Regions from separate parts of the Homo sapiens genome. Here region 1 is linked to region 2. The links are chromatin loops, found by intact Hi-C in ENCODE. Cell type or tissue: PC-9. All regions are shown on one strand.

Evidence for each region. Hi-C counts contacts between places; a loop is a spot of excess contacts. Peaks named below come from ENCODE experiments on the same cell type or tissue, not always from the same donor. Only the 100,000 strongest peaks of a DNase experiment are listed, where the experiment ranks them.
Region 1: it touches region 2 in a loop (5-fold over the local background); 3 of 110 quality-filtered maps call a loop at or near these places.

What each region holds. Positions count from the first base shown.
Region 1 is chrX:153,898,523-153,903,522 of GRCh38, reverse strand. It overlaps a transcript of AVPR2 not described here. Among named protein-coding and RNA genes, the nearest start is that of AVPR2, 3.6 kb to the left of the region's middle. In PC-9, no CTCF peak of the experiment used is centred here; a DNase peak (open chromatin) is centred at 2,552; H3K27ac peaks cover 283 bases.
Region 2 is chrX:153,791,311-153,796,310 of GRCh38, reverse strand. It overlaps IDH3G (isocitrate dehydrogenase (NAD(+)) 3 non-catalytic subunit gamma), which reads left to right and starts at 1,936. Exons shown (of 13, transcript NM_004135.4): 1 at 1,936-2,065. The coding sequence starts at 1,985. It overlaps SSR4 (signal sequence receptor subunit 4), which reads right to left and starts at 1,643. Exons shown (of 6, transcript NM_006280.3): 1 at 1,557-1,643. The coding sequence starts at 1,623. RefSeq lists enhancers at 1,687-1,946, 1,846-2,573 and a silencer at 2,237-2,386. In PC-9, CTCF peaks have their summits at 1,750 and 1,950; a DNase peak (open chromatin) is centred at 1,780; H3K4me3 peaks cover 3,291 bases; H3K27ac peaks cover 1,242 bases.

The DNA.
Region 1 (5,000 bases), 110 kb before region 2:
CACACCATGCACACATATATTACACACCACACACATGCACACATCACACACTCCCATACGCCACACACCCACACATGTACCCACCACACAGCCATACACACCACATACGCACAGCCAACACCACACACGCACACACCCGCAGCACACACAGGTGCACATCACACCCCGCATCTTTGCCATGTTTTTGCAGAGCCCCTTGGGGGCAGGCTGCAGAGTGCTGGCACCCCAGGCCTGACGCTTCAGCTGCATCTCCTCAGCGCATGCACATCCTCATGCTGTCCCCAATAACCGCATGCTGTCACTAATCTAGGAGCATAGAAAAGGCCTTCCTAATGCCACCCAGATCAGTGGAATAGGAGATGGCTTCCCTCAACTGGCAGAGAATTTGGGGACCCTGGCTGGGGAATAGGAAAGCAAGGCTCCAGCCCCTGCTTGGCCCCTGCCCAGTAGTGTGACCTTGAACAGGCCACGCCAGCTCTTGGCACCTCAGCTTCCCCTTCTGTGCAATGGGACTTGATGATTGAGGGAGACTACGGTGGTAAGATGGGCAGGGGTGGGGACTGGCAGGGCCTTGGGAAAGCCTTTGTTCCCTCCGTCTAAAGCCGGCTAGGGCGAGGAATCCATGCTAACCTTTTGGGGTGAGCAGACAACCATCTCCTTATCAGTTTCTCTGCCTGAACGAGGCTGTGCAGTGCCGGATCTCAGCAGCAGGTTGGGACCTCCCCTAGCAATGTGGCCAGGCCCGTGGCAATCTCTGCCCCCCTGGACTCCTCGCTTCCTGTTGTTAAACTAGGGAAGAATCTGGAGGAAGGGCCCGCATGGCGGTCTCCTCTGGGATGCAAGAAGCCAGATCAGGATCCAGTGCCATTCTGCTCAGCCAGGACCCCGGGGAGGAACTGGGAGCCACATGGGCAGGCACTACATGGAACTGTGCCAGGAGAGAGGCCCTGGGCAGCCACCCCTCGGGGGCCAAGAAAGATGGGGCTGGGCAGCAGCTCCCATGGGAAGAAGGGCAGACTGTGCTGATTCACGCTAGGCCCACATGAGTCACTCAAGCCCCTGCCCTTGGGCGTTAACGGGCAGGGCATCTACCTGGGGGTGTGCCAGGCCCCCACTCCTGCCAGCGCAGCCCCTGTGTGCACACCTCCCACTGGTCCCTCTAAGACTTGCAGAAAGGGCTCTGTGAGTGCCAAGGTGTGGCTCCTGATCTTCCAGCCTAGTGTCTGGGCAGAAGAGGACAGGAGGCAGATTGGGGGGACACTGTTTGTCCCTCTCTATCTACCGGTTCCCCATGATCAGAACCTTCCATTCACCAAACTGCAAGTGCCGCTGGCCTAGCACTGTGGCTGCAGAGATGGAAGGACCTGGGCTCTGCCCCAGGAGCACATGGGCTTCTGCAGAGAAGAGTGGAGGCAGGGAGGCTGGTGGAAGCTGTGCCTGTCACCCAGGAGAGAAATGGTGCGACCCACTTAACACTGGGCAGCGGGGCTAGAGGGAGCAGGCAGGTGGAAAAGGCATTTAAAGGGCCCTGAAGGATTTGTAAGGGGTGGAAGACAAAGAGGAGGCAGCCAAGGACGAGGAGAAAGAGGCCCCCGATTGTGTGGGAGGGGTGCATGTGCAGATGGTGGAGCCTGTGGGCAGTGGGAAGGACGGAGCCAAGTGCCTGTCAACAGGAACGGCCCTCACAGGGACTGTGACCCGAAGGAGAATACCTAGAGCCCAGGAGATAGGGAGGAACAACGGGTTGGAGGATGGGATTGAAGGGGACAAAAACAAATTTAATAAAAACTCAAGTGTACTTGTGTGAATGTGAGGGTGTGTGTGAGGGTGTGCGTGTGTGAGGGTGTGAGAGTGTGTGAGGGTGTGTGTGAGAGTGTGCGTATGTGAGGGTGGGCGTGTGTGTGGGGTGTGTGTGGTGTGTGGTGTGTGAGGGTGTGCATGTGAGGGTGTGTGGTGTGTGTGTGGCGTGGGTGGTTGTGTGTGAGGGTGTGTGGTGTGTGTGTGTGTGGCGTTGGGGGGGTTGTGTGTGAGGGTGTGCGCGTGTGTGAGGGTGTGTGCGTGTGTGAGGGTGTGTGCGTGTGTGAGGGTGTGTGCGTGTGCCAATGATGACAGGAAGACAGCCTGCGGATGATCATCTAATTGTGTCCATTCACCTAAGTGAATAATAACTGGGAAAGCTGGACAGAGCCTGTTTATAGCTGCGGAAAGGCAGCCCATGGAACTGGATAGATTAAGAGCCTCGCGGAGTGGAAGGGAGGGCCAGGGTCTCCAGCAGGTGCTGGGGTGAGGGGCGGGGGGTAGAAGGAGGGTGAGCGTTGAGGGCTTGAGGGCCGTACCCATAGATGGCCTCCAGGTCATCATGTGAGAGTCAGGCAGGAGGCGGCTCCCTGGCAAAACTGCAGAGATTTTTTTTTTTTTTCTTTTTTAAAGGCAGTGGCCCCTCCCGCTTTCCTCCCCAGAGGCGGCCGACTGCAGTTGCTGTTAGTGGGCTGTTTGGGTAACTGCCTCGGGGTTTCCCAGTCTGACTTCCTCTTGCTCTCTCTGCCTGCACGTTCCTCCCCCAGATTATTGCAGCAGCTGCTCCGGGTGTCTTCAGTGCTCATGCACTCACCACCCTGGAATGGCCCTCCGCAGGCAATGATTTCTCTCCTCCAGAATGACTTTTTTTTTTTTCGGCTTTATTGAGGTATGATTAGCATACAGTAAAATTCATTAATTGTAATTGTACTGTTCAGTAAGATTTGACAAATGTATACAGTCGTGTAACCACAACCACAATCATGACATAGAATAAATATTTTCGACATTCCAGAAAGTTCCCTCGTGGCCTTTTGCAGTCAAGCTTCTTCCCCTACCTGAAAGCCTAGCAACCACTGATCTATCACTATAGATTTTCCTTTTCTAGAATTTTATATAAATAGAATCATAGAGTATGTAGTATTTTCAAAAATTAGCCGGGCGTGGTGGCGCAAGCCTGTAATCCCAGCTACTCAGAGGCTGAGGCTGGAGAATCGCTTGAACCCGGGAGGCGGAGGTTTCAGTGAGCCGAGATCTTGCCATTGCACTCCAGCCTGGGTGACACAGCAAGACTCCGTCTCAAAAAAAAATAATAATAAAAATAAATAAATAAATAAAAGAGTACATAGTATTTTGTGTAACTTCTTTTTTTTTTTTATATTTTTTTTGGTGGGGAGGAGGCATAGTCTCTCACTCTGTCACCCGGTATACTGAAAGCTTTTATCACAAGTGAGTATTGAATTTTTTTCTTTTTTTTCTTTTTTTTTTTGAGTCGGAGTTTCACTCTTGTTGCCCAGGCTGCAGTGCAATGGCGAGATCTTGGCTCACTGCAACCTTCGCCTCCCAGGTTCAAGAGATTCTCTTGCCTCAGCCTCCCAAGTAGCTGGGATTACAGGCAAGCGCCACCATGCCCAGCTAATTTTGTACTTTTAGTAGAGACGGGGTTTCTTCATGTTGGTCAGGCTGGTCTCGAATTCCCGACCTCAGGTGATCCACCTGCCTCGGCCTCCCAAAGTGCTGGGATTACAGGCATGAGCCACCACACCCGGCCAATTTTTGTGTTTTTAGTAGAGACAGGGTTTCATCATGTTAACCAGGATGGTCTCGATCTCTTGACCTCTGATCCACCCACCTTGGCCTCCCAAAGTGCTGGGATGACAGGTGTGAGCCACTGTGCCTGGCTGTTGTTTACCATTTTTACATCTGTATTAATGAGAGATGCTGGTCTACGTTTTCCCTTTCTGTAATATCTTTGGTTTGGGGATGAGTATAATGCTGACTTTATAAAACGAGTTGGGAAGTGTTCTCTCTTTTTCTGTTTTCTGGAAGAGTTAGTATAGAATTGGTATTATTTACACAAACCTGGAGTTTTCTTTGTGAGAATTTTTTCAGTTATAAATTCAACTCTTCTGACAGATACAGGGCTAATCAGGTTATCTATTTTTTCCTAAATGAGCGTTGACCATTTGTATCTTTCAAGGAATTTGTCCATTTCATCTAAGTTGTTGGATGTATTGGAATAAGTTTTTCACAACATCCTCTTATCACTTTTTTATGTTTGTAGGATCTGTAATAATGCCCCCTCTCTCTTATTCTCCATATTGGTAATTTGTATCTTCTCTCCATTTTTTTTTTCTGATCAGTCTGGCTAGAGGCTTATCAATTTCATTGATCTTTTTGTTTTGTTTTGTTTTGAAACGAAGTTTTGCTCTTGTTGCCCAGGCTGGAGTGCAGTGGTGTGATCTTGGCTCACTGCAACTTCTGCCTCCCAGATTCAAGCAATTCTTCTGCCTCAGCCTCCTGAGTAGCTGGGATTACAGGTGCACACCACCACGCCCAGCTAATTTTTGTATTTTTTAGTAGAGATGGGGTTTCACCATGTTGGTCAGGATCATCTCGATCTCTTGACCTCATGATCTGCCTGCCTCGGCCTCCCAAAGTGCTGGGATTACAGGTGTGAGCCACCGTGACCGGCTCTAGTTTCTTAAAGTAGAAATTTAAATAATTATTTTGGGACCTTTCTGCTTTTCTAATATAAGTAGTTCCTTTTCCTCTAATCAGTTGTTTTGTTGAATTCCCAAATTTTCATATTTTATTTGCATTTCTATTCAGTGAAAGATATGTTCTACCAATAATTTTACTTGTGGTTTCTTCTTTGGTTCTTGGGTTATTTGGAAGTAGATATTTTTTCATTTCAAAATATTTAGAAAATTCCTAGATGTCTTTTTGTTGTTGATTTCTAATTCAACATCATTTTGGTCAGAAATCGTACTTTGTATGATTTTGACCCTTTGTAATTTATTGAGGCTTGCTCGATTGCCCAGAAGTTGTCTGTGTTGGTTGGGGTTCCATCTGCACTTGAGAAGAATATGTGTTCTGCTGTTGTTGGATGTAGTGTTCCGTACATATCAATTGAGTCAATTAGGTTGATAGTGTTGTTCAAATCTATATTCTTCTGATTTTTTTCCTATTTGTTTTATCAT
Region 2 (5,000 bases):
TTCCAGGTGGGATATGCGAGACAGATCCAAGTGCTCGGTCACAAATGCAATGGCAACGTAGGCGGGATGGCTGTGAAGGAAGGCTGGGGAGGGGCAAGGCCGGCTTTCTGGAGGTGTGCAGGAAGAGCGAACTGGGGACAGGTGGGGGCTGGATTCACTGGACAATACATGCCAACACTTGGACCTATGACACGGAGGCCCGGGGGCCACGCCAGCCTCAATTCAGAGCCACAAACGGCCTGGACGAGTTACTGAAGGCATCCTCAGCAGAGACATCGGGGGTGGGGGCTGCAGGCAGGCAATGCACTGGGGCTTTCAAGATGAGAGAAAGGGTCTCTGCCCCCGGCCAGTTGACAGAAGGTGAAGACTGGCCCCAGCGTTTCCTGAAGAAGTAAACGGGAGAGACTCTGGTTCCAGAAGCACAACTTGTTAGCTGTGAGAGAAAGGACCTTGCCTTAGCCTTCTCCATAACCAGAGGCCCAAAGGAAAGGAAGGCTGCCGCCTACATCAGAGGGTGTGAAACAAAGGCTCCCCAAAGTGGGAATGTTCTCAGCCACCCGCTGTCCAAATGTGGTGCCCTGGCAGAACGATGGCTTCAGCAGAGGACGTCAGAGAAGGCTCTGGGTCTGGACCACAGGAGGCAGATCCCTAGGAACAGCGTGGAGGCAGTTCTCAGGGGCTAGATCCCGCCAGCCCTTCTGTGTCCTGCCTAAGTTGGGCCTGCTTCCTGTGGCGCAGGGGAGCCCCCGAAGGGTTTTATGGCCAGGCTTGTCCTCTGGATACGTCCCTGACTATAGTTCAGGGAATTCCTGAGGGGCAGATGAGGAGTGTGCGGAAAGGGAGGCCAGTTAGGCTGCCAAAACGTTGCAGGCAGCAAGGCTACTGGCCTGAAGGACGGCAGAAAAGGGAATGTGGAGAAAGCCGCCCCTGTCCAGTCCTGGCCCCCGGGCCCGGGGCTGGCTGCTGCAGCCACCTCCTAAACACACTCTGGAGTTCAGACCTCAGCCCCTCACGAATGCAAATCGACGGGACCCCTGGTCGGCTCTGCCGAAAACTCTGGTAAGGGTAAGGCAGGGCCCTCCGGAAAAGCCAGTCTTCGGCCTGGCACTCAAGGCCCTGCGCACCTTTGGCTCCCCATCTAACTCGCCCCGCTCTTGCTCCCTCTCCTCACTGAGGTCCCTTCCTAGCTTATGTGGCTCCTCCAGCCCCGTTTTTGGCCGCGATCGCTCAGCGCTACAGAGCTTCGCTCCGGTCCGACCCCGCAGGGAGCGGGAGCCGGGACATGTGTCACGTTCCGTGCTGCAGCTTGGGGGCCGGGCGCACCATGGAGGCTCGGGGACTCCTCTTCGTATGGGCAGACAAGGAAAAGCCTGGCTGCCGGTAAACGTGCGCGAGGTGCTTTGGTCCCCCCGTCCCAAGGCCGCCTGCCTCTCGGGGGAAGGCCCGGCCCGCAGCGACGGACCCTGAAAGGCCGGACCCCCGCATCCCTCCTGCCCCCAACACCACCTGCCGTGGGTCAGAGGCTCGCAAGAAAGAAGCCCCGGCTGGGCCGCTACCTGAGCAGCGGGAGAGGCTGGACAGCAGGAGCAGCGCCAGGGCGCCGAGAGATGCCATCGCCGCCATCGCCTCTTCTCTGCCTAGAGGAAAAGAAAACGAGCTCCCATGAACACGAGGGGCAAACGAGGAAGAGCGACGCGTAAGTGGCAGCGGCAGCCAATCGCGCACCGAACGGCTGGGCCGGCATTGTGACGTCTCTGGCAGCACTGACGTGGCCCCTCCCTGAGCCAGGGGCCCAGCTGGTCGCGGTCCCCCCCTCAACATGGCGGCAGCGGTGCTCTAGGCGCCGGAAGGGGGCGTGAATCGGTGCGACCGCGCGCGTGCGCAGTACCGGGTCCGCGCCTGTCCCCGAAACTTCGCACCCCGTCGAACTCTCGCGAGAGCGGTATCTGCGTGTCGGGACGTGCGGAGGCTCTCACTTTCCGTCATGGCGCTGAAGGTAGCGACCGTCGCCGGCAGCGCCGCGAAGGCGGTGCTCGGGCCAGCCCTTCTCTGCCGTCCCTGGGAGGTGAGCAGGGAAAGAGCCACGGGACCGCGGCAGCGGTCGCAGGGGAGCGGTGGGGTAGCCGCACCCGAAGCAGTCTGGAGTCCGATTGGCTAGGGGCCCCACCAGGGGCGGGGAAAGGGCTTCGCGCCGGGGTTGATTGGCCGCCTCCGCTGTCACTGAGGGGATTGGCCGAAGTTGGCCCTGGACCGGCTCCCCCAGGGGGTCTGCATCGGGTGGCGGGGGGCCCTCCGGACGGGCCGGGAGAGTGGGCCACGGCGGCTGTCACCTCCTTAGTGTCCTTGAAGGAGCCCTTCTGAGGCAGTCACTCACGTATCCCGGCCCGCCTTTCTCAAACCGCTTCGGGAATCCGGTTCCGGGACTCAAATTTCTCCACGGTTTCCTCTCTCGTGGACCGCTTTGCCACCTATCCCGGTGGCAAAGAACCGGACTTTGCCAGTCATCCCCCATAGTCCCCCAGTCTTAGAGCCCCAGATGCCTTCCCCTCGAGGCGCCTGGAATGGGAAGGAGCTAGGGTTTCTGAGGCTGCGGGGGTTTTGCTTCTGCTCTTCTCCGTGTGCGGTCTTGCGTATTCAGGTCCGAGTCTTCTTTCCTTACACTTATTTAAGAAGAGGTTAATTTAGGTCCTAGGTGGGCTGGAAACCATCTGAAGCAGCTGCCAGCCAGCACCTGGCCCTGATGGGTAAGAGGTTTGACCTCTAGGCCATGCTCCCACACTGAGCCACTGCGTGGCCTTAGGCCATTTCCTCCTCTCTCTGGGTTCTAGTTTCCCCTTTGGAACCCAGAGGGGAGGAGACTTCATGTTCTCAAAGGATCCTGTCAACTCTGACCTTCCAGAACTCCGTGACTTTGCGGCCACTCCCCAGGGACATCTCTACTTGCCATGTTTTCTCCTTCTGACCTCTGGGGGAGACTGCTTGTGCCTAATGAAATTCTCTTGACGATGCTGACTTCTCCCACCTTGCTGCTGAAAGGACGGCAGTATATAGTGGCTTTCCAGAGGCTCTGATGGCTCCAGCAACTGGGCTCCTGTAGGCTCTTGGTGAAGACATGTGTGCCTCCTCCCTGACCTCCCCTGTGTGTGTGCCTGTGTGTGCGTTGGGGTGGGAGTAGGGGACAGTGAACGGTGGGTAGCTGGGCAGTGCCTTGCCCTGAGACTGACCGTCCTGGGTGTGAGAACCCTTACAGAGGAACCCCAGGTCTTGAATCCCACTGATTTGGACGCCATAGGAAAACATGCAGCCACCATTGACACATGGTCCAACAGAAATATGCCAAAGACAGAAGCCTCAGCAGGCATAAGATGTGGGGTGTGGATGTTCTTTCTTTCCATGGAACCATGAAAGGGTGATGGGAGAGCGGGAGGCGTGTACATATTGCATCCTGCCTCACACTTGGCTCCTTTGATTGGTGGCTTCACAGGGAAGTCAGGGCACAAGGCAGAGCCTTTGCGACCTCCTGAAGGAAGGTGCCTGCATCTGTACAGTAAGGTCAGGGAAGTCCATCTGGAGCGCTCTCTGGGTCTTTTGCCAAAGCCCAAAGGAACACCTGGCACAGGGACCGGGTGGCAGAGAGGTTCAGCTCAGCCCTGGTGGTGATGTTGCCATCTGTGAGGGAGGTCCATGCTCTCAGGAGATTGGCTTGCTGCCACAGCTGAAGCCCAGGAGGAACTACTGCTGGGAGCTGCAGGGGTCCACCCGTGACCTCCCAGGGACACCAGCCTTGAACTCTGACCTGAGGGGCCAGTGGGGTGAAGGGGCAGGCGTGCTGTGTGGCACTAGCTACTGTGAGCAGCTCACACACCTCCTGTCCCCTAATCTTTCCAACAGTCACGGAAAGTAGGTACCTCCGTTCTGTGAATTTCAGATGAGGCCATGAAGCCATCTCAAGAAGAGTGGATGGTGGATTTGGACCGAGGCCTCCCTAGTCTCCAGATCTTTTTTCATTTTCTGATGTGCTTGTTCACTCAGGAAATGTTCCTTATGTGCCAGCTCTGGGCCAGGTACTGTGCTGGGTCCTAGGGTGACAGTATTGGACCACACTGACTTGGCCCCTCCTCTCGGGCTCAGGGGTTGAGGAGGGAGCAATGCAGTGATAACCTAGGGAAGGGGGTAAGTAGGGCCTTAGGGTCCCAGCTCAGTAGCCTTAGGGCATCAGGGAAAGCTCCCTGGAGGAAGGTCCATCGAAGCCGCTTTCTGCGTGCTTACAAGAGCCCCCAAATAAGATGATTTCAGATGTTGATAAGCGCTAGAGAGAAGACAGAAAAGTCCCGACCCGTTGATAAGCGCTAGAGAGAAGACAGAAAAGTCCCGACCGTGCCTGTGCTTGCAGATCCAGGTGCCACACAGATCAGCTGAGCTATCCTCGGGGCTCTGGTCCTTGTGGGCACCCTCTCCTAGCCCCTGGCTTGGACTGATGAGTGCCGGCCAGGGACACACAGACAGGGAGAGGTCAGACTCCGCCCGAGCCTTTCTGGACTTCTAGCTGGAAGGCATGGCTCTTTGGCCAATGGCTATGATGCTTCTGCCATTGGCTGGAACACTTTGCTGCTGCCTGGTGGTCAAGTGGCAGGGCATCCCCAAGTGACAGGGAAGACCTTGGCTCTGCCACCGTCTCAGGTGTGTTCTAGGTGGGGCTTCTTCCAGGACAGCAGGTCACTTGGCACCTGGCACATTTGGCTCAGGCAGCTTTGGCTCTGAAGCTGTCCGGCATTTCCAGTCAGGGCGTTGGGGACATTCGGCATCCAGCAGTCCTTTCCGAAGGCCTTCCTAGAGTTGGGTTTCTGTTATCAACCTTCCAGAAATGGCTGGATGTCCCTACACATTTGTTTTCGATTTCTAATGCCGAAGGGCCATTCCCCAGGGGGCCAGCAGTGCTTGTCTCAGGGAGGCCGGAGGCTGGGTGCTACCTTCTTATCTCCCTATTCTGCTTTTTCTGT